2 separate regions of the Homo sapiens genome follow, and region 2 is linked to region 1. Evidence: read pairs that join two places in POLR2A ChIA-PET (ENCODE). Cell type or tissue: OCI-LY7. All regions are shown on one strand. Links, peaks and the distances in the headings refer to the core of each region. The heading gives the core; the rest is flanking DNA.

Region 1 (2,913 bases), core at 254-2,753:
ATATATTAAAGTTCACTAAGCGTCATTGTGTCTATTAACTCATATTAAAATACATTAAGAGCAGATTATGTCTATTTTGAGTACCTCATACATAACTTGCAGTGTTCTAAGGGCTTTCCATGTATTCTTATTTAATCCTCATCATGATTCTGAGGTAGGTACCATAATTAGTCCCATTTTACAGATGGAGAAACTGAGACACAGAGAGGTGAAGTCATGCTGAACTCATGAACGATGATAGAGCCCCGATCTCCTCATGCCAGTGCCCTTTCCAACTCTAGTGCACTCTCCACTGTCCCATCCAAGTAGCTAAGTTCTGGAGAAGAAACTGCGGGCTGGAAATGCTTAGCTGTGTGCTCAAGAGCTCTCCTGCAAATCTGTTTTCTTTTAAGCATAACCATGCAGACATATGGAGGGGGACTTCACATAATTGTTTTTCTCTATAAAGACAACTCAATATATTTTTCTGTAGCTTGATTTTTTATTTCTTCACAATATATCACTAGCATCCCTCACACTGTGGACATGAATCTGCTTCTGTGTTTTCTGATGCTGTGGAAAGCAGGACCATTTAGTCTGAATGTCTCCGCCTCCCTGTGCTAAATTAGAGACATGGAGTCGGTAGAGTGCGAAGGAGGTGTGACTCTTTCATCCTGAAAGGATGCTTAAGTCTCTTATGATAACAATTAAATGGTAAGGAAAAATCCTCAACACCCTGTGGTGTCTTCTATTTTCTGCTCTCTTCTCCTTTTGAATTGAGCCGCTTAAAGGAATGGTCTTAACTGGGTATCTCAGTATTCTCTTGGCTTCTCAGAGCCTAAACTCTCTTAAATGCCTTTGCTGACTTATTTCCCTTTGCCCACTCCTTGAACATGGCCTGCCAGGGCCTTCTCCATTTGTACTTTTGCCCCAGACTGGCTCTCAAAGTGTGGTCCCAGACCAGCAACATCAACGTCACCTGGAAGCTTGTTAGAATGCAAATTCTATGGCTCCACTCCAGATCTACTGACTCAGGAACTCTGGGGGTGGGGCCTGGGGAGCTCCGATTTAACAACCTTCCAGGTGATTCTGATGCAGCTAAAGTTTGAGAACCATTGCCTTAGACAAACCCACCCCTAGCAGTCACCTCCTCCCATTGACTGGAAATTCCCACATCTTCATCTTTAACCTCGACTTCTCTTCAAGCTACATACCTACACATGCAAGTATGCTCTCTGGCCATCTCTGCCTTGCCACTCCACAGTCTCCTATACTGAATGCTGCCCAAAAAGGACTTACTTATCATCTCCCCGAGGATCTGTTCTTTCTCCCTCATTCCCAGCAACTCATGCCAACACCATCTCCCCACCTACCCAAGACAGAAACCAGGAAGTCATCCTAGACTCCTGCTTTTCCCTCATCCAGTCAGCCACCAGGTCAGGTTGATTCTACCTTCTCTTTTTTTTTAAGATGGAGTTTCGCTCTTGTCGGTCAGGCTGGAGTGCAGTGGTGCGATCTCAGCTCACTGAAAACCTCTACCTTCCGGTTTCAAGTGATTCTCTTGCCTCAGCCTCCCGAGTAGCTGGGATTACAGGCATCCACAACCATGCCCAGCTAATTTTTGTATTTTTAGTAGAGACGGGATTTCACCATGTTGGCCAGGCTGGTCTCAAACTCCTGTCCTCATGATCCACCTACCTCGGCCTCCCAAAGTGCTGGGATTACAGGCATCCACAACCATGCCCAGCTAATTTTTGTATTTTTAGTAGAGACGGGATTTCACCATGTTGGCCAGGCTGGTCTCAAACTCCTGTCCTCGTGATCCACCTACCTCGGCCTCCCAAAGTGTTGGGATTACAGGCGTGAGACACTGTGCCTGGCATCTTCTCTCCATTTTTATGACCTTAATTCAGATTCTCAGCTGGCCTAAGTCAGCTTCCAATGAGGCACCCAAGGACCTAATGTAGTACCCGTCTCTTCCAACCCTCACACTATTGCCAAGATAATCCCTCTAAAACATGAGTCTAAATGCATTAACCTTACCTAAAACTCAAGGTTGCCCACTAAACCTTAGCACCAAATCCCAACTTCTCAACAAGGAAGTATCCAGTCTCATCTTCTGCTGTTCCTATAGACATTCCAGGTAGATGTAACCATTTGCCTCAGCAATCTTACTCCTGAGAATATAGCTTCCAAATTATCAAACAGCTCCACAAGGTGACATGTACAAAGATATTTATCACAGCTTCCAGAGTTGGAATCAACTTTGGCTTCCATCACTGGAAGAGTGAATAGGCAAAAGGTGGTGGATGCATACTCTGACTAATCAATGGCTCTAATTAAACTCCCTATAACCATCCCTTTGCAATGTCGCTTTTCAGTTCCTCCCATCAAGTGGTGGAGTCTATTTCCCCACACTTTGAATCCAGACTGGATTTGTGGATTGGACTCGTGCCTTGGTTTAGCCAACAGAATATGGCAGAAATGACTGTGGTCAAGTTCCAAGTATAGGCCTTGCACAATTCTCCTCCCTTGGATTCCTGGCCTTGCCATCAGGTGACCAAGTTTAGGCCAAACTGATGAAGGATGACAACAATGTGCCATGGACCTCTTAAATCATGCAGTCTCCAGCAGATCACAGATGAATGAGTGACACCAGCTGAGATCAGCAGACCCAGACACAAATCAGCCAAACCACTCAACCAACCCCACAGACTCACGAAAAAGGAGTGACCATTGTTTTAAGTCACTAAGTTTGGGATGGTTCATCACAAAGCATACTAACTGCTACACACTCCAAGGAGTACCAGGAAAGCAATTCAAAGCAACAGAATAGATGGATCCATAGCAACATGAATTGATTTTAATAGCATAGGGTTAACTGGAAAAGAACTGAATGAGATATCTTAACACAATTCCATCTACATAAGTTAT
Region 2 (2,913 bases), core at 157-2,656, 210 kb before region 1:
GTCGCCCAGGCCGGAGTACAATGGTGCGATCTCGGCTCATTGCAACCTCCACCTCCTGGATTCAAGCAATTCTCCTGTCTCAGCCACCCTAGTAGCTGGGATTACAGGTGCCCGCCACCACGCCCAGCTAATTTTTGTATTTTTAGTAGAGACGGGGTTTCACCATGTTGGCCAGGCTGGTCTCAAACTCCTGACCTCGTGATCTGCCCACCTCAGCCTCCCAAAGTGCTGGGATTACAGGCGTGAGCCACTGCGCCCTGCTGATAACTGTTATCTTTACAACATCGCCAAACTATGCACAGAATAGTCTTCCATTTATTATATATAGGTTTTTTTTCAGTTTCTCTTAGCAATGTTTGTAGTTTTCAGTGTGTACTCTTGTGTCTCCTTTTCGTTGCTTTTTGGGAGAGTATTTGGTTTTGATGGTATTATAAAATAAGATCCTTCTAAGATTTCTTTTTTTTTTTTTTTTTGAGACGGAGTTTGGCTCTCTTGTCACCCAGCCTGGAGTGCAATGATGCAATCTCGGCTCACTGCAACCTCTGCCTCCTGGGTTCAAGCAATTCTCCTGCCTCAGCCACCCGAGTAGCTGGGATTACAGGTGCCTGCCACCACGCCTGGCTAATTTTTGTATTTTTAGTAGAGACGGGTTTCACCAGGTTGGCCAGGCTGGTCTCGAACTACTGACCTCAGGTGATCCACACTCCTCGGCCTCCCAAAGTGCTGGGATTACAGGCGTGAGCCACCACACACGGCCTAAGATTTCATTTTACTTTGTTGCTCATATATATAAATACAGTTTTCATGTTGATTTCATCCAGCAACTTTACCTCCATTTATTTTATTTTATTTTTATTTTTTTGAGATGGAGTCTCCCTGTGTCGCCCAGGCTGGAGTGCAATGGTGCAATCTCAGCTCACTGCAACCTCCACTTCCCTGGTTCAAGTGATTCTCCCACCTCAACCTCTCGAGTAGCTGGGATTACAGGTGTCCGCCATCATGCGTGGCTAATTTTTGTATTTTTAGTAGAGACCGGGTTTTGCCATGTTGGTCCGGCTGGTCTTGAACTCCTGACCTCAAGTGATCCACTCGCCTCAGCCTCCCAAAGTGCTGGGATTAGCTACTCAGGAAGCTGAGGCAGGAGAATCGCTTGAACCCAGGAGGAGGAAGTTGCAGTGAGCTGAGAGATCACGGCACTGCACTCCAGCCTGGGCAACAGAGTGAGACTCCGTCTCCAAAAACAAACAAACAAACAAAGTGCTGGGATTACAGGCGTGAGCCACCACACCGGGCCACCTCTTCATTTATTAATGTAATGGTTCGCCTGTAATTTATTTTGGATTTTTCTACCTGTAGTTATGTAATCTGCAAATAATGACTTTTATCTCTTCCTTTGTAATGTCTTCTTGTTTATTACACCTATACTTCAATACAGATTATTATAGAACTGGTGAGAGGAAACATCTTTAATTGTTCCCCATCCCAGAGTAAAAACTTTCAATATTTCACCATTAAGTATATTTGCTGCGTGCTTTCTGTAGAGACTCTATCAAAAAAGGAAGTACTCTCAGATGAGAACAGGTCCTGGCAAAAAAAAAAAAAAAAAAAAAAAAAAAAAAGGAAGTGCTCTTTTTCTGTTGTTATTTGTCTGAGACGGAGTTTCACTCTTGTTGCCCAGGCTGGAGTGCAGTGGCGCAATCTCGGCTCACTGCAACCTCCGCCTTCCGGGTTCAAGCAATTCTCCTGCCTCGGCCTCCCGAGTAGCTGGGACTACAGGCATGTGCCACCACACCGGGCCAATTTTGTATTTTTAGTAGAGATGAGGTTTTTCCATGTTGGTCAGGCTGGTCTCCAACTCCCGACCTCAGGTGATCCGCCCACTTCAGCTTCCCAAAGTGCTGGGATTACAGGCGTGAGCCACTGCGCCCCACCTGGAAGTGCTTTTTTTCTAGTCAGTTTATGCTATGAGTTTTATCATGAATGGGTGTTTAATTTTATCAAATGCTGTCTTCATCTATAGAGATTATTTTCTTTTTTTCTATTAATGGTATGAGTACCTTACCTTTTTTTTTTTTTTTTTTTTTTTTTGAGATGGAGTCTCCCTCTGTCCCCCAGACTGGAGGGCAGTGTTGCTATCTCGGCTCACTGCAAGCTCCGCCTCCCGGGTTCACACCATTCTCCTGCCTCAGCCTCCCGGCAGCTGGGACCACAGGCACCCCCCCCCATGCCCGGCTAATTTTTTGTATTTTTAGTAAAGACCGGGTTTTACCGTGTTAGCCAGGATGGTCTCGATCTTCTGACCTCGTGATCCGCCTGCCTCGGCCTCCCAAAGTGCTGGGATTACAGGCGTGAGCCACCGCTCCCGGCCTACATTACCTTTTAAAATATTAAGCCAGCCAGGCGCAGTGGCTCACGCCTGTAATCCCAGCACTTTGGGAGATCGAGACAGGCAGATCACGAGGTCAGGAGATCGAGACCATCCTGGCCAACACGGTGAAACCCCATCTCTACTATAAATACAAAAATTAGCCGGGCATGGTGGCGGATGCCTGTAGTCCCAGCTACTCAGAAGGCTGAGGCAGGGGAATCACGTGAACCTGGGAGGTGGAGGTTGCAGTGAGCTGAGATGGTGCCACTGCACTCCAGCCTGGGCAACAGAGTGAGACTCCGCCTCAAAAAAAAAAAAAAAAAAAATTACGCCACCTTTGTATTCCTGGAAAAACCCCTATGCTGATCTTAATATATTAGTTGTATTGTATTCCTGATTTTGATTTGCTAACTTTTTTTAGAATTTTGCATTATGCTCCTGAGAAAGCCTAACCTGTAATTTTCATTTCCCCTAATGTTTTTGTCAGTGTTTTTTATCAATATTATGTTGACTTCATAAAACAATTCTGTTTGTGTTCTTTGTAA

Evidence for each region. ChIA-PET counts read pairs that join two places held together with the same protein. Peaks named below come from ENCODE experiments on the same cell type or tissue, not always from the same donor. Only the 100,000 strongest peaks of a DNase experiment are listed, where the experiment ranks them.
Region 2: POLR2A ChIA-PET joins it to region 1 with 20 read pairs; 3 of 35 experiments call an interaction of 5 or more read pairs at or near these places.

What each region holds. Positions count from the first base shown.
Region 1 is chr3:32,305,875-32,308,787 of GRCh38, reverse strand. The region is part of intron 1 of CMTM8 (CKLF like MARVEL transmembrane domain containing 8); the gene reads right to left. Among named protein-coding and RNA genes, the nearest start is that of CMTM8, 69 kb to the right of the region's middle. In OCI-LY7, for the core only: no CTCF peak of the experiment used is centred there; no DNase peak of the experiment used is centred there.
Region 2 is chr3:32,515,241-32,518,153 of GRCh38, reverse strand. No RefSeq gene overlaps it. Among named protein-coding and RNA genes, the nearest start is that of MIR548AY, 10 kb to the right of the region's middle. In OCI-LY7, for the core only: a CTCF peak has its summit at 1,953; a DNase peak (open chromatin) is centred at 1,593; H3K4me3 peaks cover 637 bases; H3K27ac peaks cover 1,100 bases.